2 separate regions of the Homo sapiens genome follow, and region 1 is linked to region 2. A link is a loop called in an ENCODE intact Hi-C map of the cell type or tissue named here. Cell type or tissue: endothelial cell of umbilical vein. All regions are shown on one strand. Each heading gives the region's core, and the rest is flanking DNA. Links, peaks and the distances in the headings are about the cores only. Region 1 overlaps ARID1B (AT-rich interaction domain 1B). Region 2 overlaps ARID1B (AT-rich interaction domain 1B).

Region 1 (11,233 bases), core at 4,096-9,095, 59 kb before region 2:
TGGTGCATTTCAGCTGAGGCCTGTCCTAATTCCTGTTTTTCCCCCAAGGAATAGGCAAAGGCAGTAGGGATGGTGTGAGTACACGTGGTTCTTTAAATCAGGGGTCAGCAAGCTTTTTCCGTTAAGGGCCAGAGAGTAAATATTTTCAACTTTGCAGCCCCTGTGGTCTCTGTCAAGACTTCTGTTGTTGAGTCCAGTAATCAAGTTAAATATAAAGTTTCACCAGCTGAATATGTACAAAACCATGCATCTCACGTGCCCTTACATTTCTGCTAATCATAAGGATTAGCATAAATGTTTATATACCTTTGAATTCTAACAATCGGATTGAATTTACTTAATTTTATTTTGGATTTTTTCTGGAACTGCATCTCACCGTGTCACCTAGGCTGGAGTGCAGTGGCTGCTCACAGGTACACTTGTAGCTCACTGTAGCCTTGAACTCCTGGGCTCAAGCACTCCTCCTGCCTCAGCTTCCCGAGTAGCTGGGACCACAGGCTGTGCCATCACTCCAGGCTTCTGTTTTGGAGATTTGATGAACTTTTTCTAGGGGTGCTGTTTGCAGTCTGCTCTGTTGCTGTTCTGTTGTTTCCCATAAGCACAGTCATTGGACATTGAAGATTTTGTGGAATGAAGACGTTTTCTGTTTTACTTAGAAAGATATTCTTCTTAGCAGAAGACATTTTGTTTTTCTATAGCATTTCTCTTTTTGATTAGGTTCTGTCAGGTATACTTTAGAATATGATTTTTAAAGAGAAGTTAATTATATGCTATAACAGATGCTTACCAGATAAACTAAACTATCCAGGGTACTAGGATCCTAATCCTGAGTTTGCTTTGTGACGTTTCAGGAAACCCTGAAGAGCTATAACCAGCTCTGATTTCCCTTGCTTTTTTTTGTACTTTCTGGTCTAGGTTTACTCTTAGAATCTTAGCATTTTCCTCTGCCAGATTCTAAAGCCCTATTCTCAGAAGTCCCAGTTGCAAGCAGTGAGGTAAAATTTAACATTGATAAAATTTAGAGGGTGGAGATCTATTAGGATTGAATATGCTTTGTAAACAGTAGCATAACCAGATATTTCTGACTCCATTCTATAGTATGTAGTCTTCAGTTATCAGGACAAGTATCTTTTATGCTGTAACTCAGCCTTGAGAACTCGTTGGCACATTGCTCGGTCAGTGATCTGGGAGTCCAGTCATTGCAACGGGGATGCACTGAGCACCTGCTGATGGGGGCCTCCATGGGAGCCATGGGGGGCACACCAGTGATGCAGGCTGAAGTAAAGGCTTTGTCTGCGTCCTCTTCTGCTGAGGGAGCAGAAGACAGTTTCTTCTTCCTCCTCTCTCATCTTCCCCTTTTCGTCTTTAGCACCTACAGTCTGTCCTCAGTAACGTAACCTTCAACAGTAACTTGGACTCTCTGAGCTTCCATTGTTTTGTATCTGTATCAATGGGGTTTTTAATCACTGCCTCAGAGAGTATGGTGATAAAATATAGATGGCATTGACGGTGAAAAACTGGTATTAAAAAGTAAGATATAACATTAGGACCCATTTCTGCCAACATAACTTCAAAGACATTTATTTTCACAATATCATATATAAATACACACATTATTATTTTCTTTTAATGGCACTTTATTGTAAGAATTTCTCGGCCAGGCACAGTGGCTCATGCCAGTAATCCCAGCACTTTGGGAGGCTGCGGCAGGCAGATTGCCTGAGGTCAGGAGTTCGAGACCAGCCTGGCCAACATGGTGAAACCCCGTCTCTATTAAAAATACAAAAATTAGCCAGGTGTGGTGGCAGGTGCCTGTAATCCCAGCTACTAGGGAGGCTGAGGCAGGAGAATCGCTTGAACCCAGGATGCAGAGCTTGCAGTGAGCCAAGATCGCGCCATTACACTCCAGCCTGGGCGACAAGAGTGAGACTTCATCACCTCCCCCCCAAAAAAAAAAAAACTTTCTCATCACAAAGTTTGGTCAAAATTGTGACTGCTATTACATTACAATATCCTAGTTTGAAATTCACGTAGTCCACCAGTGTCAAATTCTGAAAAAAAGGACTCAAAGCCTGTAGTTTTTTACTTTATGAAGTAATCATTTAAGAACCAGCATTCCATTCCTATGGTAAGTCACCAGGCAGAGTGCTGTCTGTGTTGTGTGGCATTTTGAACAGGTCTAATGGACTCGGTGCTGACAGCTGAAGGGCAAACTGTATGGGGATGGTTTTATCAAAGAGAAGTACAACTTTACTCATTTTTTAGGAGAGAGGCAAGATCTTATTGGTTCAACTTACAAATGACCTCATTAAAATCTAATAAAAAGTGGCCATGCTTTTTTATTTTGGGTGTTACCCAGAAAACCTTCATCTCTGAAGGGGACGTCATTATGATTTTCAAGTCGTCTTTTGATGAGATATTCATCCAAACGTGTCACTCTATAAATACATCTTTTCCTTTCTTAGGATCTGTCTGGCTCCATTGATGACCTCCCCACGGGAACGGAAGCAACTTTGAGCTCAGCAGTCAGTGCATCCGGGTCCACGAGCAGCCAAGGGGATCAGAGCAACCCGGCGCAGTCGCCTTTCTCCCCACATGCGTCCCCTCATCTCTCCAGCATCCCGGGGGGCCCATCTCCCTCTCCTGTTGGCTCTCCTGTAGGAAGCAACCAGTCTCGATCTGGCCCAATCTCTCCTGCAAGTATCCCAGGTATTTACTTTCCTGACAATTATTATTTTACTTTGTGATAAAGAGAGATTTCATGTTCATCAACAGTAACTCACATTACTTTACTATTTAAAACCTAGTGGCCACATATTAAGAGTATAACTGAATTCTCACCAAGGCATACGAGAGTCCCAGTTCCTAAAGATATTCAACAGGTGATTATAACTACCCCTTTAATAAAATGACCAATTACTTTGATAATTTCAATTTGCATATTTACCTTAACTTATGCCAGAAACAGGGTATTATTTATCCTCTTAGCATATGTTTTGTAATGATTCTGTTACATCAGAGCTTCTGTTGATGAGTGCCACTAAAGTGAGATTGTTGATGAGGATTGGCCTTATTTTTTTGTGGTTCTATTCAATACTTGCCACAGCATTTATTTTCTAAAACATTTCTACAGTCTATACTTATCAGTGTCTGATCACATGCAGGCACTGGTCAAGGTGGAGCATGGTCGAGGCGTTCTTACTGATACAAACTCGTGCCTTCTCTTGGACACAAGGAGCCCATGTTCTGGTTAACTCTGTGTTCATTTATTTCACTTGTCATGCATCGCCTCTATCTTCTCCCTTTATTATGTTCTCGAGGTTATTTATTTGGTTATTTATTTGTCAGTTACTTCATCCTCATCCAGCTTTCTTATATCAGACTTCATCCATTCAAGTCTACCGTACAACTAGCTTTCCTTTATCACCAAACCAGATAATTCATTCTATCCTTCCAAAATCATGGGCGTTAGTTTTGGTGCTTTTTAACGTTTCACCTCTTTTATATTAAAAAAAAAAAGTGTATTGTGGAATGTTTAGAATATTACACATATATATCTCTAAATAAAAGAACATACATAGCACACTAATTATGAAACATCAACTATCAAATAAACATTCATGAATTCACCATCCGGTTTAAGAATTAGAGTATCATAATGCCATTGTATCTACCTGTATATTTCTTCCTTATCCCAAGCTCTATACCTCTTCCTCACTTCAAATATCCTTTTAATCTTTTTTAAAATATTGTTCTTTTGGTTTTTGGGTTTTTTTCTAAGAATTTTATTACAAACATTCATAGAGTATATATTGTTTTATTAAGTTCTTAGCTTTATGGAAATGTATTATATTTGGAATGACTATAATTTATCATCCAATATGAGACACTTTTGTGCATGCAAAGGGCTACTATTAACAATTACAGTAGGATAGCGGCATAAGCCAGAAGGTCTTGGGCAGGTCAGATAATATGGTCAACCCACTTGTAGTGTAGGCTAAAATTTGCTTTTTTTAACTAAACGTTACATTTCTAAGATTCATCTGTAATTTGATATAGGTATACGCTCAGTGCATTTTGATTAAAGCATTTCGATGTTATCTTTCTTTCAAAGATATATGTTTGTCCTCATAGTGTTTGTAATAACCTGGACTTATCTGCTGCTTTTAACTTTTTAATGCTATGAATACTCTGTAGTCTAGAGTTTTTAAGACAGTTTTTGGTGTTGAGATGGTTTGTGAGATGTCACCTACCTAAATGTTGGAAAGTTATATGTAAAATATTGCGTTACTCAAAGAGCTTACTCTTTCATTCTAAATTGAGTCAAAAGGACTTTTTCTAAAAACCTAAATGAAAACTTTCTTGAGGTATAAAGATATAATGCTTTTAAATTTTAAATTCCTGACATGAGTAGTTAACCATCTGAAGACTTTCCACATGTCTGTCCTTCCAAATGGGGATTTCTAAACTTGTATATTCATTGTTTGGATTTGATGCAATACAGAAGATAAAACCCAACAGAAAAGCTCACTTCGGGCATGTGATCCTGGGTATCAGGTGTTACATTATATAGTATTTTACAGAGGAAGTAGCTCAGCAAATTTAACTGGCCTCAGAGTCTGTGGTTCAGTTGGTTTGCACAGGGTAAAAGCTGGTGAGTGGGTTATACACCATCACAAAGGATGCCCATTCTTCGCAGTGACTGCAGATGCGTGCGGACGGAGAGCACAAGGATCTCACTATCATTTCTCCCTGCTAACTCCTAGAAAGCTTTCCACTTTCTTGGACACGTTATTTAAAGTGTATAGTTTGTTTTTTAAACTTGTGTCAGAAACACTTACCACCATATTGCTTCACTGTACTATTCCAAGTCAGCTCCTCTGTAGCCGACCTCTATATGGTGCTTGGTAAAGCTATTCAATGAAATTTAGTACCGGGAGGAAATTAGGCAGCAAAAGCTCCACCTTTTTTTTGGTGGCATATTCTTCAAGTAAATTCTTAACTGTCTTTGCTAAATGCAAAGCTACATGGGGTTAGATTATATAAATATGACAAATAGAACATTTCTTAGTATATTCGCCATGGAGTAACCTCTTAAAAAATCTGATAAACAATTTTGGCATTTATTCACCTTTCTCCCAAGTGGAATTACAAACATTTGAACTTGATGGACTTTCATAATTATCTGATACTAGCCATATAACCTTGAAGAAGCTTCTAAGCCTCTCTGTGCCTCAGTTTCTGCATCTGTAAAGATGATAACCCCACCTTATAGGGGAAATGCAAAGATTAAATGTGTCACTGCACGTGAGACAGGTACATGCGGAGCACTCAGTGCTTGTTGATTCTTACGATGTTACGTTCACCATTATGGATATTATTCAAACTGAGACTGTCTGTGACAATTACTGTTCAGAGTTGTACAGTTGATTTAGGCAGCAAGTCTTCTGGTTCTTAATCCAGTGGTGTTTTTGTGCAATTCAGAAGACATGTATGTTGTTCCCAGTAATGACTTGGTGTGTTTGCTGAGGTAGTTCGGTAGGACTGCTAGAGCTAGCCATGAAAGCATAATATATTTTCACAGAGTTGAGCTCAGTTTTCTTCTAGAAAAAAAAAAAAAGTCCACGTTCCTCTTGGAGTTTGAGCCTGAGAAGGTTAAGAGGAAGACCGGAAAACGAGAGAGAATGACTGTACCCCAGAGATTAACAGAATTTCTACTGTTGTCTCTACACATGAAAATTTTAGCTGAACACTTAGCCCCTGCTTCTCTCAGATCATAGGCAAACATTTATGCTAGACCGCCTGCCTGCCACACAGAAAAGTTAACAATAGATGCAGTATAAAATCCTGGATTATTTTCCCTCTTTTTGCCTGTGTGGAGGCCACATCAGCTAACTGTGAGCAGCACTTCCTGCCCAGTGGTCACTGCCAGGGCTGCTGTAAACACTTCAACAGGTGCTCATTGCACAGGGTCTGAGTGGTGAATGGGAGTTGACATCTACCTGCCCTCTTGTGGGAAGGGGCACCATTTTCTCATTCATACAGAGGAGCCAGGTTACCCTCAGTAACCTTGTCCTAGACCTTGGGGGAGTAGTCCATGGCTTGAGTCCAGGTATTACCCATTTCTCTTTGTTCCCACAGCTAAGCCGAGGGCCACTCAAATGTCAGTTTTTGATAACAGTTCATCCAACATTTTATATGCAGCTATTTTAATGGAATTTACTCAAAGCTCATGACAGGTTTTTGTTGGGGAAAAAAAATGATTGTCTTCTATTTCCATTTCCCTCCACCTAGGCACCCTGTCCTTTCGAAGTTTTTAAATCATTTCCCTAAGATTCATATCCTTATTCTCTGAGAAGTATTAAATATATTAAGTTATCCAGCGTGCATTATGTTATATATTTGTGTGATCTTGGTCATAGGTAATAAAACCACATTTTGGAGATGATCATAAAGTTGGTCTTTGCTTTTTGTTTTATATTTACTTTCACCTAAATGCAAATACACCTTCCTTTAGAGAATAATGAGGCCCATCTCCCTCCTCCTTTTCCCATCTCTAATCCTTATATTTAAATGGTGTGTATCTATACATCAGATCCCAAGTTCATATGCAGTCCACCTTCATTTGGTTCTGAGTCTGCCAGTGAACCATACATGCCATGTAGAGACGACATGCTCTCCCAGGCGTGATACTCAAACTGTCGAGCTATCTGTTAGGAATTTCCCTTTATTTTTCTATATGTAGTCTTTTGTTTTCTTTCTGTCCCCTTCCTTCCTCTTACTCCCAGCACCAACTTGTGTTTGGCCTCTCTTCTCTCCTGTTGCTTCCTGCCATATCTCATCACCTCCTCTCCATGTCTCACAGACTGGCTCTTTCAATCATTGTCTCTCCAACAAGTCATTGTAAAATGTGCAGCTGTTATGTAGCTGATAGCTGGGATGAAGTAAAGCCAAATGTTGCAGGGGATTCTTCCTGATGTTGCTTTCCTAGGATTTGTTGAAAAAAAACAATCATTTTTCTCCATCTCTACCCTGGTAAATGTAATTGACAGCTAATGAGAAGTATCACAGAGGTAGATAAACGAAGCCCAGTAAAGCATCCCAAATGGCTGATTCTGTTTCTTGCCTGTTAAACTGTTCCTCCACCCACTGCAGATTTGCCCTCCTATCTTGCTGCATCACAAACATTGTGAGTGTCATGGGAACCACTACTGTGATACACTGGTACAACACTGCCCCGCCACATCCCTAACTCAGCTGGGCTTTTCCTCCTGCATTCTTTGGAGAAGCAGAATGGAGATTTTTTATGTTAGGTAGCCACATGGATTCTCTCCCTTTGTTTGCACATTCCTGGGCTCCAGCTTTGCAGCTCTCTATAGTTAGAAGGTAAAGAATTCAGGCCTGCTTGTTGACTCTAAACAAGCATTTGAGAACAGAAACACAAACGCTGTACTCTCCCTCCAGTGCCATCACAAATTTTCTTGTTTTTTACCTATTCTCTCTCCTCTTCATACTGATGTATTTATATTTAGAGACAGAAATGAAATAGCTCCATCTTTGTAATTGGCAGTGTGTATTCATATACTATACATTTAAATTAAGTAGATGTAATGTCAGGTACAGTTAATTCTGAAATGTGTGATATTAGACATGATGCTGATATTCTAGTAAATGATCCCATCACGTTGCACTTACACTGCTTCTTGGGTTATATCCTAGCGTTTTTCACTTTGGCGTTAGGAGGGCTGCTGGGTTTTGGATGTGTATTGAACAGGTCTTGGGTCTTACGCTGGGCCTGATTGCCCCTAATGCATGGTGGAAGCTGACTCAGCACGGCATCTGAATGCACCGCTGTTGCCAGAAGATTCTGCGGATGTTAATTTCACTTGTCTTGCCTCCAGAGCCAGCCATTCCAGTTTACTAACAAAGCAAAAATGTAAATAAGCCAAACTTAAAAATTTTTTATTTTATTGGCCAGAGGCTTTTGTCAGCTTTTCCTCCATGTGCTGTAAGCAGCGGCAGTGTTTAAATATTGAGAGGAGGGAGCTCACCGTGGGGGTGAGGAATGGACAGGCAGGTGTTAACTGTTCATAGCCTGGCTACTTTTGTTTATAAAACTAAGCTCATCTGTTTTATTAATGAAGATCTAAGGATAGTAACTGAAAATTCCTGAATAGATTTTTCCGCATTCTTTTTTAGGCATTAGGCATTTGGTATTTGTACTAAGTCCAGTGTAAGTAGAGTTAACTCACTTTGATCTGGCAGCAGAAGGCCACTGATTATAATAGATTAGGGTCAAAAACACAAAATTAGGTCTTCACGCTAGCACATAATGAGTAGCTGTTTGTTTCATGGCTATTGTTCTTCTTGCTTGGTATTAGGTAAGACTAATCAAAGGCAACATCATCTTAGCTATCATAGACAGAAACAAAATAGAGTTGCATCAAATATGAAAGTAGAACCCTTTTTCTTTTCACATTTCGTGCTTCGCTGTTTGAGGCGCTCACCTGCCACCTGGCCTCTCGGCAGACTACCTGCTGGCTGGCTGGGCATGAGGGATGGGTCAGGGTGCCTTCAGAGCTGAGACTGTGAAGCCGGGAGGCACAGGTCAGGAGGAATCTCACTCACATTCCAGGAGCCACCTTCACTGCTCCCATCTTTTTCTACTGATACCTCCCCTCCCCTTCTCCCTCTCCAGCCAGCTGCGCTTCACCCTACTCCAGTGATCACCTCTGCACGTGTGCCTCCTGCCTGGGGTAGCCGCCTCCCGCCTGGGGTAGCCTCTTCCAGGAGCCCCTCCACAGTGCACAGCATGTGGCACCTGCTAATGTGAACTCATACCCAGTGAATAACTTCAGTCTCTGTCCTTTGAAAAGGATCACAGGTGTGACGAGCCTGAAGAAATCGCTTGGTCAGAGCTCGTCCTCCTACGCCACAAAGCACCAATTCCTTTATAGTGGAGCCTAATTCTCTGCAGCTTTATCATGGCCATTCCTAGAGGGCGAGAGATGCATCCAGCATACCAACCAGCCATAATGAATCTGTGCCCCTCAGGAAAATCTCAGACAAAAAGCATGAGTTCTAGAAAGGGTGGCACGTATTGGATTAAATATGGAAAAGAACTGTTTGGCAGCACTGGGGTGTATTTAGAGCTCTTCTGTGTGAGTGCTCACCCAGTCCCACCCTTCAGCAAGTGAGAGCTAAGTAGATTTCTCTACCAGCCGATATAGCTGCAGATACAAACAAGAAGATATTCTGGTCAAAAAACTAATTTTCTTGCTTAATTTGACATTCAAACAAGCAGAATCTGGAAGGATGCTATAATGGGAAAGAGAAAGATGAATCTCAGTTAGGAGTTAGTCATAGTCCAGAGTGAACAGGAAGGATTCCAGTGAGAGGAAATGATAGCTCCTGGTCTAATTTGTCAAGATTAGTACCTATCAGATGAACAATGGAGGATGCAAACCAATGTCTCTCTTTCATTTAACCCATTTCTCCTGGAGTTTTAGGTCTCTTAGGGCTCAAGCCCATCCTAAGTAAATAAACTTTCTACTTTTTAATTTGGCCTTAATAAAACTCAGGGTAAAAAGCATGAGTTTATTTCTATATGTAAATGGTTCTTAGCCAGTGTCGTTTCGTGATGACATTAGCAGTAGACCCTCTAAAATGGCATTTCTTGTACTGACAGAAATTTTTTATTTGAAAGTCTGCATAATCATCTTACCTAATAATCTTATTTTTAAATATCTATCGAATGTTCCTTTTTGGCTTCACTGGAGGTGGAAATCCTGCAACAGCTTGTTGCAAGGAAGATGCATGCTGCTTATTGGCAAGCCGAGGAGGAAAAAAAAAATTAACACAAAATGCCATTGATATATCCATGTTTTTAATCTGTGGCAGCACAGAAAACCAATTCAGCAGTTCTACAAACCAAAGAGAACTTAAGCCAGTATTTTTTTCCCTGACAAAGTAAAATATTTGGATGTTATACAAAACTATTTCCATTCCCTTCCAAATGCTGCTTAGCAATAGTTAAGAAAGCAAATTGTATATTTTGTCTTTTTGAGAGACGGGGTTGCATCTCTGTATGGCTTAGTTATTGGTAGCGTGATGTAGAACCTCCCACTTTAAGATAACAGCTTTAAAATTCAGGCCAAGATCCTGGTTATGGAAACTCAGCAAGTCCATGGGTCATGAATATTCTCAGCGCTGTTTCTAGAGGACAGATTCCCCATTGCTGTCTGGTGGCCAAGGCCTTTGCGTTTGAAGAACTGCCTCAGTGTTCTGAGCTACTCTTCTCCTTCAGAGGTCACTCCACACCCCAAGTCAGGTATTCTGATGGGTGGGGAATGAGTATTCTTTTCTTCAAAAGCACAAATCTTTTCAATCTTTCATTCCAGCAAACTTCAAATTAAGCCTTTTCTCCTCTTCTTTCTCCCACATTTAGAAATAAGAAAACAATAGAAATTTATCAAAATACAAATTCCCACTTGGTTTTGCTCCTCTCTTAATTAAAAAAAGTTGGGCAACTCAGTTTAAATTATCCTGTCAATTTCCGTTCCCTTTCTCTATTCTTCTGTGTATGAAAATACAAGAAAGCCTGTGTCACCAAGGCAATATTATGTGCCTTTTTCTTGCTCTGCAATCTCAGCAGTGACTCATGTGTTTTCATGGTGGGTCTAATGGTCCACTCCCACTTCTCCATTATTTTTTTGCATTGTTCTCTGGAGAAGCACTTCAGACACCTCGTTCTGTTTGTTTTCACTCTTGAGCTGAGTAGGCTGTCCCTGCTCTGAACCTCTGCTCAGCTGAGTGTCACTGCGTCTGGATTCTGCGTGTGCTGCCTCTGTGGAAATGCTGTTGGCATTGACCCGCTGCCTTCTCCCTTCGCTGAGAATGAAGATTCAGAATGGAGGGGTACAAAAGCTTTTATGAACTAATTTTAGCCTAGAAGTAAAAAGTTTCAAAAATCACTTGAGTACATTTTGGAAAATGGTGGGTAAATGAATAGTACTTAGAGTCAAGATGCTCCTAAAGTTGATTTCACAAACTTCTGGTATATCACCATGTTTCCTAAAAGAGAATAAGTAACAATTGTGGAAGGAACAAAACCATTTTATAGAGAGTGTTAGGTTTATTTCCCAGTCTTCTGATAACCCTGGAGCCAGGATTATTATGATGTGTTGATTGATTATAGCCGTTAAGACTCTTACTAATCAGTTTCATCACTTAT
Region 2 (11,233 bases), core at 3,696-8,695:
CACACAAAGACCTGTATACAAATTTTTAGCAGCTCTACTCGTAATTGCCAAAAACTGGAAACCATATCCAAGAATGGACTACTACTCAGCACTGAAAGGGAATGTACAGATGCATGCAACGGTGTGGATGGATGTCAAAGGCATAATGCTAAGAAGCCAGCCACGAAAGCCTATACTGTGTGACTCCATGTGACGTTGTAGAGAAATAAAATGACATGAACGGAAATCAGATCAGTGGTTGCCAGGGGGTGGCATGGGGATAAGGTTGACTTATAGAAGGGGAAGAGGGAACTTTTCCCTCCTTTCATTTCTTGTGAGAGAAATATTCTGTACCTTGATTGTGCTGTCGATTACAGGATTATAGAATTTTTTATATCTCAATATAGACATGACAAAGCCGGGCACATTGGCTCACGCCTGTAATCACAGCACTTTGGGAGGCCCGCGCGGGTATATTGTTTGAGGCCAGGTGTTTGAGACTAGCCCGGGCAACATGACAAAACCCTGTGTCTACTAAAAATACAAAAATTGCCCTAGCATGGTAGTACACACCTGTAAACCCAGCTACTTAGGAGGCTCAAGTGGGAGGATCGCTTAAACTCAGGAGGCAGAGGTTGCAGTGAGCCGGGATCACGTCACTGCACTCCAGCCTGGATGACAGAGCAAGACTCTGTCTCAAAAACAACAACAATAACAAAAACAACAACAAAAAAAACAATATTTTGTAGTAACTGTTATAAAAATGGTAAACATCACTGGCTACAAAACAAGATAAATGCATATTTAGCCCTAATTCACAACTGCCTTTATCATAGTATGTAGCTAATTATGCATTTCTTTTTTCCACAAGGGTAAGATTTCTGATTTATTGCATTCACCTCCATTTTCTCCTCCATCATATAGGGAATGACGCAGAACCTTGCCCATAGTAGTTGTTCATAACTGTTGAGTGATTGGAACTTAGAAGCAAAATTTCGTATATGAGTGGAAACATTTAGTAGTTTACAAAAAGCAGTAAGCTCTGAGTATGCATTGCAACTATCAACTTTAAATATTCTGGAGTCAGGTATAGAAATTTTTGTGATCTGCCTGAAATGATGATGGTGACTTGAATAGGGTCTAGCTTCTGCTTCCTCTCTCTGGTGCTTGAATGGAACTCCTGGTGGGTAGAAATCTGAATTCATTTGGTGACCAATTTTCCAAAGCTAGTGTGCCAAGATGAACCCACTTGAAAACTGTGGGTCCTTGGACTTGGCTGCAAGACCAGTCCAGCTGAGGTGGGCTGGCCCAGCATCTGCCGCCTTCATTGTGCTTAATGCTGGATCCATCTGTTTTCTGTCAAAGCCAGTGCCAACAAATTACTAACCTATTAGAGAAACATGGAAATAAGATTGCACTTCTCATTCCTGGCTTTTCCTCTCATATTTTGCTTGGCTTACATATTTGGTTTTTGTTTATTTTGGGAAGAAAGATACGTTATCGAGTAGTTGGGGGGGGCATGAATCATTTTTCACCCCATGCACACATTTTTAAAAGATGGGGGGGGTGATGTTAGTGATGTTGTTATGGCCATTGATGACGATGGCAGCTGTCATTTGTTAGGCAGTGCGGTGCCTGGCGCTGTACTTGTTACTTTCAACCTCTTACTCATTATCGTAGTCACTTTACAGATGACAGAACCACAGTTCAGAGAGGTTAAACCACTTGTCACGCTGCTAGGGAGTGTCAGAACCAGTATTCACACCCAGATGCTGAAGCCTGTGCTTTATCCATTGTTGCCTTTTAAACCGTTTTAAGCCTTTAGAAACTATTTTTGTCCAGGCACGTGAGTCTAATGAGGAAAGTTTCAAAGAAAAGAAAAGGGGACTTTGTATTTCTTCTATCCAATAGAGGCTTCTGTAATTAGAACATTTTTCCTTGACATGCACTTTTGAGTGCCAATTCATGGAATCAACCCAACTGATTGGAGAGAAATAGATTGGCACCCCTGGCCTAAGCGCCTTTCTAAGCACAAGTGCACACACGCGTGTCTTGGTGTGCATAGCTGTGCTCGAACGCATGCTCCCCCAGGTTGCAGATGCTTCCTGCCAGGAGACGAAGACCAGCTGCCGAACTGGGCAAAGCTATTGAAACACAGCTCCTCTCTCTTTAGTATATAACATGAGTGAGAGATGGAGGTAGGGTACAGAGTAACTTAACATCTCAGTAGTTTCTTTCCTTTGTGTTCATTAAGATACAGCCCTTGACTCCCAGTTAAACCCAGGAGGTTGGAGTGCCAGCATTTCCGCATTCCAGCTATAAGCAGAATTCTACAAACTCAGAAACCTTCTTTCTCTAATAAAACCGCATGATGGGTATAGTCTAAACGCTTGTTTTCTAAAACAAGACTAAAACGTTATTTCATTTCCTTCTAAAGCAAAGGGCACATAAGTTTTCACTGAAAAAGGTTTCTTACCAACTGAGTCACTTATCCAGTGTTAGGGGAGGGTGGAAACTAGCCCTCAAGTAATGGCATGAATATATGAATTAATTACTTGTGCATTCAAACTATGAATGAGTATATTTATTTTTAATAAAAGCAAGAGCTAAGAAGGAGCACTGTATTTCACTGATCTTATCAGATCATCTGGAAGCGAAGGGGATGTGAGCTTGGGGAGGAGGAGGAGGAGGAGTCTGAATTCCTTCTCACAGGGAAAAGTCGTGAGGACTGGGACTCTGGGTAAGCGTGGGAAGAGGAAGGGCCCAGCAGCTGGCCCCTGCTCTGTGCCCACCTACCAGGGTGCACAGAAGGTGCCTTTTCCGCCGAGACTGCGTGATGGGAAAACAGACAGGGGAGCCTATGTGTGTCCCGTGGGATGGGAGATTCAGAAGCAACTTAAGAAATTTTTGTAAAGAACTTTGAAACTGATGAACAGTGGTGTTTTTTTATTTTTTATTTTAACTTGAAAACAAAGTTTTGATGGTATCTGCAAACTTCAGCTGTGCAAAAGCAGTGCCTCTTCACGCCGAAGCAGTTTGCCTTTAAGGAGCTGCCAATAAAAAAGCTAATGGCGTGTGGCCCAGCGCACCCGAGGTGTCTGCGCTGTGCCTCTCCTGTTCCTGTTTCCTGTTCCCCTGTGTCTTCCACTTTCTTTCCCAGTTCCTCAGATCTGTTGTTGTGCTCTCTGGCATCCCCTGAAGCCTTTCTCAGCCTTCCAGGTGGTGTTCGGGACTAAGGAAGCTGCTGACTTGACCAGGTCTTACTTGCTGTTGCTAGTGTAGCAGTTTATTAGCTTGTCCCAAGACCGGTCTGTATCAGGAGTCCACAGATTGTGGCCCGCTCTGGCCCACTACCTGTTTTTGTAAATAAGGTTTTACTGGAACATCACCACTCCCATCTGTGTGTGTGGCTGCTTTGGGGGCTACAGTGGCAGGATTGAGCAATCGTGATAGAGACTGTTTGCCCCAAATGCCTGAACTATTTCCTATCTGGCCCTTGACAAAAAGCGTGCCTGCCCACATCTGCACGGACAGTGGCCCGTGCGTCGCCTGTAGGGAATAACACACGCCTCCCGGACAGCCAAATGAAAATGCACACAGTGGCTCTCACAGAGATCAGACGCGCAGTAAATGTGGAGAAGTCTGCAGAGGTCTCTTGCAGATTTGTAGGTGATAGAACTTTATATGTGTGAATTTAAGAAAGCCGGTTTTGACCATTAGGGTAACATTGTTACATAAATGTGCTTTTTCTTAAATATTTGAGAGACTGTGTAGCAGAGTGTGTCATGCTTGGACTCTAAGCTACACTCCAGGATGCCTGGGCTCAGACCTTAGTCCTCCAGTTGTGAGCCACGTGACCATGGGACATTTGTTGTTATTCACAGCCCCGTGCCTTAGGCTCCTCGTCTTCAGCATGAGGATTATAATAATGTGTACCTCCTAGGCTTGATCTGGGGATTAAGTGAGTTAACACAAAGAACTTGGAACTGAGCTTAGCACATAGTAAATGTTAAGTGTTTGCTTTTATTGCAGTTATTAATCCAATCCTACCTCTGCTGGAAATCCTTGAGAAGCTCCTCCTTATGGACAGGATAAATCTCAAACTTAGAAGCCTGGTACACAAGGCCCTGCCAGACCCAGCCTCTCCCCTCTATCCCCCCGTCAGCCACACACAGCGCCCCAGTGGCTGTCCCAAGTCAGTCTGCCCTTGCCATTAAGCCGGTGTCCCCAGCCTCTCAGCCATAAGTGCCCTTTCCCCTCTTCTGCCACAGTCCCCAGCCAACAATGAAACCCCCATCAAGTGGCACCAACAATTTTGATACTTTACATCCATTATATGGTTTAATCCTGAGAACACCTCTTCATGTGGACAGTGTTAGGATTATCTGTTTTACAGAGAAGAGAATGAAACAAGAAAAGATGCAAGCAACTCCCCTAAGGTCCTACAGGCAGGCAGTGCAGAGGCTCACCCAGCTGCAGGCTCTCCCAGCCCCTGAAGCCAGCTCCTGAGGGTTCAGCTCCAGAAGTGCTCATTCAGAGGACTCTCCACCAACCCCCACCAAGGGGACCCTCAAGCCCTCAGCCCCCATCAGACTCACTCTCCCTTCTCTCTTGCACTTTTCACATTGCATGCTTTGTTTTGCTTTTATCCTTTTTCTTGTTTTCACCCTTGCTGCTTTACTGCACACACACACACATGCATACCCATACGTGCACGTGCATGCACACACACACACATACCCATGTAGATGTGAGCTTCTCGAGTGCAAGAACTGGATTGTATTTAGCTTTACGTCACCTGTGCCTAGAACAGCTTCTGGAATGTAGTAAGTGTATAGTTATGTTACATGGATGGAGAAAGGCTTCCAAAAAATAGTAAGGACTGATTGGGAAACACTAATCCATATTCCACACACACTTGTCTTTCGCATTTATGTAATTTCAACATTCAGTTATCAGGAGGCAGCACATTTTATTGGTCAAATACATGGGTCCCCGAGCCAGTTTGCTTGAGCTTCAGTACTAATCTTCTAGCTCTTGATTTTTCTCATTTGTAAATGGAGTCCTGGGGTATCTATATTTCATGTGGTTATTGGAAGAAATGAATGAATTCATTGGTGCAAAGCACTTAACCAAGTGCCCAGCACACACTGTGGTTCAGCAGCTGTTATGATTGAAGTAGTATCATGTGTACCTTTGATTTACTTGAATCTATCTACACACAATCAAAAGGTGTGAAAGGAAAGGGAAAACAACTGCCATCCCTCACCCCCGCCTCCGGCCCTGCCCTCCGTCCCTCACCTCCGACCCTGCCGTCCGTCCCCCACCCCAGCCTCCGACCCTGCCCGCCAGCCCTCACCCCCGCCTCCGACCCTGCCCTCCGTCCCTCACCTCCGCCTCCGACCCTGACCTCCGTCCCTCACCCCCGCCTCCGGCCCTGCCCGCCAGCCCTCACCCCCGCCTCCGACCCTGCCATCCGTCCCTCACCTCCGCCTCCGACCCTGACCTCCGTCCCTCACCCCCGCCTCCGGCCCTGACCTCCGTCCCTCACCTCCGCCTCCGACCCTGACCTCCGTCCCTCACCCCCGCCTCCGGCCCTGACCTCCGTCCCTCACCTCCGCCTCCGACCCTGCCCTCCGTCCCTCACCTCCGCCTCCGGCCCTGCCCGCCGTCCCCCACCCCCGCCTCCGACCCTGCCCTCCGTCCCCCACCCCAGCCTCCGACCCTGCCCGCCAGCCCTCACCCCCGCCTCCGACCCTGCCCTCCGTCCCTCACCCCCGCCTCCGACCCTGCCCTCCGTCCCTCACCTCCGCCTCCGACCCTGCCCTCCGTCCCTCACCTCCGCCTCCGGCCCTGCCCTCCGTCCCTCACCTCCGCCTCCGGCCCTGCCCGCCGTCCCCCACCCCCGCCTCCGGCCCTGCCCGCCAGCCCTCACCCCCTTCTCCGACCCTGCCCTCCGTCCCTCACCTCCGCCTCCGACCCTGCCCGCCCGCCCTCACCCTCGCCTTTGACCCTGCCCGCCAGCTCTCCTGCTGCCGTGTGCCGTGCTTGTGCTGGGACAGTTTTCCGAGATGTGGCAGCCAGCACAAACCAGCTGCTCGATCTGGTACTCAAGCAAAAAAAGAAAGAAAGAAAGAAAAATATTATTCCCAACTTAGAGGAAAACTGGGGCTCATGTCAGGTTCCCGCGTGACACCTTCCTGTGGGGTTTTAAAGGATGATTTTGACCATATGTGCATGTCGTCTTACACGTTGTCTTTTTGAGCCCTTTCACATGACTGTTGAAGGTAGCAGTGATCTAGTGGTGTGATCTCAAGAGTGGTGCTCACCATTTTGGTTAAAATATAAGAATATGTGGTGTTGAATGGATTGAGGCAGCACTCGGTGTCCCTTGCCTATTCATAGGGTTTGTTTTTTGTTTTTTTGTTTGTTTCTTTTTATGACCAGCCTGAATTTCTCTTCATCAGTGCAGTGGTCCTCTGGGGCTGTCTGTATTTGAGTCACTCTCTGAGGGCCTGGGAGTGTGCAGAGAGAGCATGTTTGAGACTGGCAGCTGCACCAGCAGCAACAGGAAGGGCCTATAACGGTCATGACTAATACTCCGTGCTGATCGCATTGTTGGACAAAAAGTATTTCCAGTGAATGTTGTCACAAGTTTAAATAAAAGGCTTTACTTTGTGTTTGCTTTTTGTTTAGGTAACTACTCCAGACCCCCAGCGTATAGTGGGGTGCCCAGTGCAAGCTACAGCGGCCCAGGGCCCGGTATGGGTATCAGTGCCAACAACCAGATGCATGGACAAGGGCCAAGCCAGCCATGTGGTGCTGTGCCCCTGGGACGAATGCCATCAGCTGGGATGCAGAACAGACCATTTCCTGGAAATATGAGCAGCATGACCCCCAGTTCTCCTGGCATGTCTCAGCAGGGAGGGCCAGGAATGGGGCCGCCAATGCCAACTGTGAACCGTAAGGCACAGGAGGCAGCCGCAGCAGTGATGCAGGCTGCTGCGAACTCAGCACAAAGCAGGTACGCCACCCAGGAGCACGCCCCGGGCAGGTACGCTGTGTGTCTACCCGTGACCACGTGACTGCGCACATAGCTGCATTGTTCCCTGGGGTCACACAGAGCAGTAGAATGTCACTGTGCTTGGCCGTTCTTTTTGTGTTAAATATATTCTGTAGCATCGAGGTCAGAGAACTAAGTGACAAACCATGTTTTATGATACATGAGGAAGGAATGTGAGCGGTGAGCACATCAGTCGTGGGAGGTGATTTGAAATGCCTGTGAATAGTCATTGCAGCAGCAAACCAGATCTGGTTGCACAGGGAAGTGTCTGCGTGGTACCAATTGAAGCAGTGACTTTTAAGCAGGAAATACGCTTAGGAACGATTTAAAATCTAAAACATTCAAAAGGAACACACTCCCCACCTTTTTTTCACCCTACCACAAGAATCTTCCTAAAATACAAACTTCGTATGTATACATACGTGTATTGTGTGTTTGTCTAAATGTATATGTGTGAGATTTATATACTTGACATTCTTATGTTATATTTTATTTTTCCAGGCATATCTATCTGTCCAAACCAAAATGTGGTTTAAAAAGCAAATATAATATTTTAGAAAGTTTGAGTTGATAAAAGGCTTTAGCTACAATTACTTACTCATTTTTAATCCCGACTTAAAAATTAATTTTGAAGTAAATACTTGACCTGGATAAAAATAACATAATTAAAAATTTATAAGGCAAAGGTGAATATGTTTTAAAAGCACATGTAAATATGTTTTAAAGCAACATACTTTGAAAGATGTGTATCTTAATGATATCTTCAGAAGCAAAGTAGAAGATTCCGATTTTTGTCAAAGGGAAGCAAAAGCTAAGGTGTGTGTGCGTGTGTGCATGTGTGTGCGTGTGTTTTTAAATGTGTCTTTTGTTACTTTTCCTCTGAAGCTGCTATCTGGGGAATGTGGGACCCCTCCAGTCTTATTGTTTTTTCCAAATAATAATAAATTTCCCTTGAGGAAATAAAATGAAAATCAATCATTATCTTTCTTTCTGTCTCCACATTACAATTACTTAAAATCTTCTGAACTCCAGCAGTCTAGCCCTCTGCCGAACCTACACAGGCTTTAGGGAATATTTTTGTAAACCTGTCTGTGAAAACTGGTTTGGCTGTTGAAATTGAAGTTCTAATTCAAGTTTAAATGAATTGTCCATTGTTGCAACTCATAAAGCGCAAGTTATTTTCTTTTTTTAAGTAGAAAGTATTTGATTGCATTTGGCACGCAGCCTTTGGAGGGACCTCAGAAGATAGCCACAGAGAGCCAGGCCTGATTTTGTGTGGTTACAAAGCTACGCGTGCCCCCTCTCTGAGTCAGTGTTTATGTCATCCTGTAGCAATCAATATATAAATACACATCCATGCATTGCCATTTTCCGTTTCTAATGCGTAGACCATTCCAAAGCCTTGCCTTCAACTTACTGCCCATTTTAGCTCACCAGGAGTTTAAATGGGGGCTGTATATCTTCTTGTTTGCTTTTACCAAAGTCAAAGCTATACTTTAAAATGGTAAATGGAGATTAGAATTGAGAATATTACTTTTCTCTGCCTGTCCCCACCCTTTCGTTGGAGGCATTTTCTGTACCCCCCACCCCTCAGGCAGCGGCAGGATGCAGGGTATTCAACTTGCCTCCATGGTCTGTAAGCCCCGCACCTATGTGTGGGGGTGACAGATATACAGGGCTCATGCTTGTGCATCAGAACAAATCCCAAGAAGCTGTTCTTCTGTTCCACTTTAGGCCACCATACATTAGGTCGCCTGCTTATCCCAGCCAGTCTGGGGCTGGCGGACGCCCCATGTTTTCTTCCCAGCACCCCAACTATGGCAACTCTCAGGCTCCCATGGTGCACCAGCCTGACCAGTACGGGTAGGTAGCAACACACCCCGACTTGCTGCGGGACCTGGGCGTTTTCTCTGAAACTGTTAACGATCGTGCCGTCTGGCCGCGAAAGGAACACCCAAACCAAGAAAGCGAAACACCTAACAGAAAATCCATCTCCAAGGGGGTTGTCCTTCTGTCCATTTTTGTTGGTGTGTTTGTTTCGTTTTCCTTTCGTATTAACAGTACTGTGGCCGTTCGGTGGAAACCCGCATGCGTCCTCAGGCCCTGTCTGTGCATGGCTTTCGGCATGGCTGCTTTCCTTCATGCCTGAGAGGGAAATAGAAACTTTGATCTGTGTCGAAGACATGATGTCACCACCTCTGGCGTCATTTCCCCCATTGTTGTCATTGTTTTGTCTAGGAACCTGTGTTGTGCAGCGCTGTTCTCATGACTATATTATCACTCCTGCTGCTACAGTGAGCGGCTGCCATACCCACCCCCAAATTAAGAGCACAGCATCTCATTTGACAAGAGACTCACTGCAGTTGAGCTGACAGGCTATTCATAGGACTTAGGAGGAGTTTCATTATATCACCACCAAGCAAATGTCTGTGCCAAAAACTTCTATTATTTTTTCTCCAGCGAGTATCAGAATATTGAAGTCACCAGGAAAATACAACAAAATAATCCAACAGATAATTTTCTGTCTAAACACAGTGTTGCCATATTATTCTCAATTTCAACACAGGAATTACATACAGCAACAAAAAGTATCTCTTCTTTCCTACTACAAAACTGTGTAATATCAGGTTCTGTCACCATGTTTAGGTTAGTAAATGCTCTTAAAGTCTATTACTATTGAGTGAATTGCTAAAAAAAATAATTATTGCTATCATCCTGGGCAGACTTAATCATGTTTGGTAGTTAGTTTTAGTAGAGACATGCCCCATCTTTGGTTAAAATCAAACAGGGAACTATCACCTAGCTTTGTTTAAACAGTAAACTTATAGAACTATGCTTTCACTACTGGTTATGAATGCCTGACAGAGCTTTTTAGTAGTTTTATATTCAGTTTACATTTATTTAGACAGAACAAATGATAATTTTGGAATCGAGAGTTCTAAAGTCTGTAAACATGGCCCTAAATGTGGACCAACAAATATAGAATCCTGTAAACATCATCCCCAAAGTGAAATAACAAATATAGAATGAGGTAAACATGGTTATTCTTGGGAAATTGGCTTTTCCTCTTTCTTACTTTCTTGTGGTACCTTCAAGGTCAATTCATGAGTCAGTAGGAAGATAACAGTCGGAGGAAGCAAGCATTCATCATCTGCAGCTAATCCATAGGATCTGTCCTTTTACCAACTCCAGAGGCCTCTTTAGACCCACAAAGCTAGTTTGACTGTGCCTTGCCAAACCACATTAAGCAGCTGTGTAAAATGAATTTAAATGGCATGCATCAGAGTGAAATCTCTTCCACTGGGGCAGAAAATCGATGTTAGCTAACCAGCACGAGGAGATCAAATCTGTATTTCAGCCAGCAGCATCCAGATAGCTTCCTTAGAGTACAACACCTCCTCCTTAATTAAAAATAAGAAAAAGAAAAATGTTGGCGTTATTCTATGTAAATCTTATAAAGCACACTTGGCAAGGGCTCATATTCATAGCCCCATGACTGTTAGCTGTGAATTTTAACTTTTATGTCTACACTATTCTTTCTAAAAAAAGAAAGAAGTTAAGTTTTATTTCTATTTTAAATCTTCCTTCTGTTCACTTCGCAATGCACATAACCTGTGTTGTGCCTTTTTTAAAAGCAGAAGCTTGAATCTGAGAAAACATGTGTATGACATGTTTTAGTGCTCTGGGTTGAGAAATCTGATTTTCAACATGCTTTTGCTTTACTTATTTAACAGCTTGTTGCAGCAAACTCGTGGTTTTGCTTTGATTTTTGTTCCCCCATTGATGGCTCTGTTAGGTTGAAGTTAGGTTGGCGATTAGAAAAGCTAGTTTGCTAAATGTTAGTTTCTCTTTGGGAGAGGAAGAAATGGCATAGTGTGGGATTCACAGAGCTTGTCAGAATGACTTCTTTCTCAAGGCACAATCCCAAAGGACCTAGAGCCCATGGAAGAATCTGAAAAGGACAAATTAATGATGAAGGTGGAGCGTGAGTGAGTGTGTGTCTGCAATTAGATAAAAACAGAATGCTCATTGTAAAAATGAAGGATTGGGGCAATTATGCTTCAGATTTTCTCAGCTGGTCAAGTATAAGATAGTAGAGAGAAAAAACATGCAAGTTTAACTGGTTAGAAACTGTTTTATTAATTTCTTTGAGAGTGACAATATGAAGGTAAAATCGACCTGCTGCATTGA

What was found. A loop is a pair of places that touch in the nucleus more often than their neighbours do. Peaks named below come from ENCODE experiments on the same cell type or tissue, not always from the same donor. Only the 100,000 strongest peaks of a DNase experiment are listed, where the experiment ranks them.
Region 1: it touches region 2 in a loop (6-fold over the local background); 2 of 110 quality-filtered maps call a loop at or near these places.

What each region holds. Positions count from the first base shown.
Region 1 is chr6:157,082,197-157,093,429 of GRCh38, forward strand. ARID1B (AT-rich interaction domain 1B) reads left to right here. Exons shown (of 20, transcript NM_001374828.1): 5 at 2,466-2,709. Among named protein-coding and RNA genes, the nearest start is that of TMEM242, 240 kb to the right of the region's middle. In endothelial cell of umbilical vein, for the core only: no CTCF peak of the experiment used is centred there; DNase peaks (open chromatin) are centred at 5,965 and 6,865; H3K27ac peaks cover 2,916 bases.
Region 2 is chr6:157,141,949-157,153,181 of GRCh38, forward strand. ARID1B (AT-rich interaction domain 1B) reads left to right here. Exons shown (of 20, transcript NM_001374828.1): 8 at 6,676-7,003. Among named protein-coding and RNA genes, the nearest start is that of TMEM242, 180 kb to the right of the region's middle. RefSeq lists enhancers at 2,931-3,780, 3,781-4,629, 8,358-8,858. In endothelial cell of umbilical vein, for the core only: no CTCF peak of the experiment used is centred there; DNase peaks (open chromatin) are centred at 6,493 and 7,193; H3K27ac peaks cover 2,724 bases.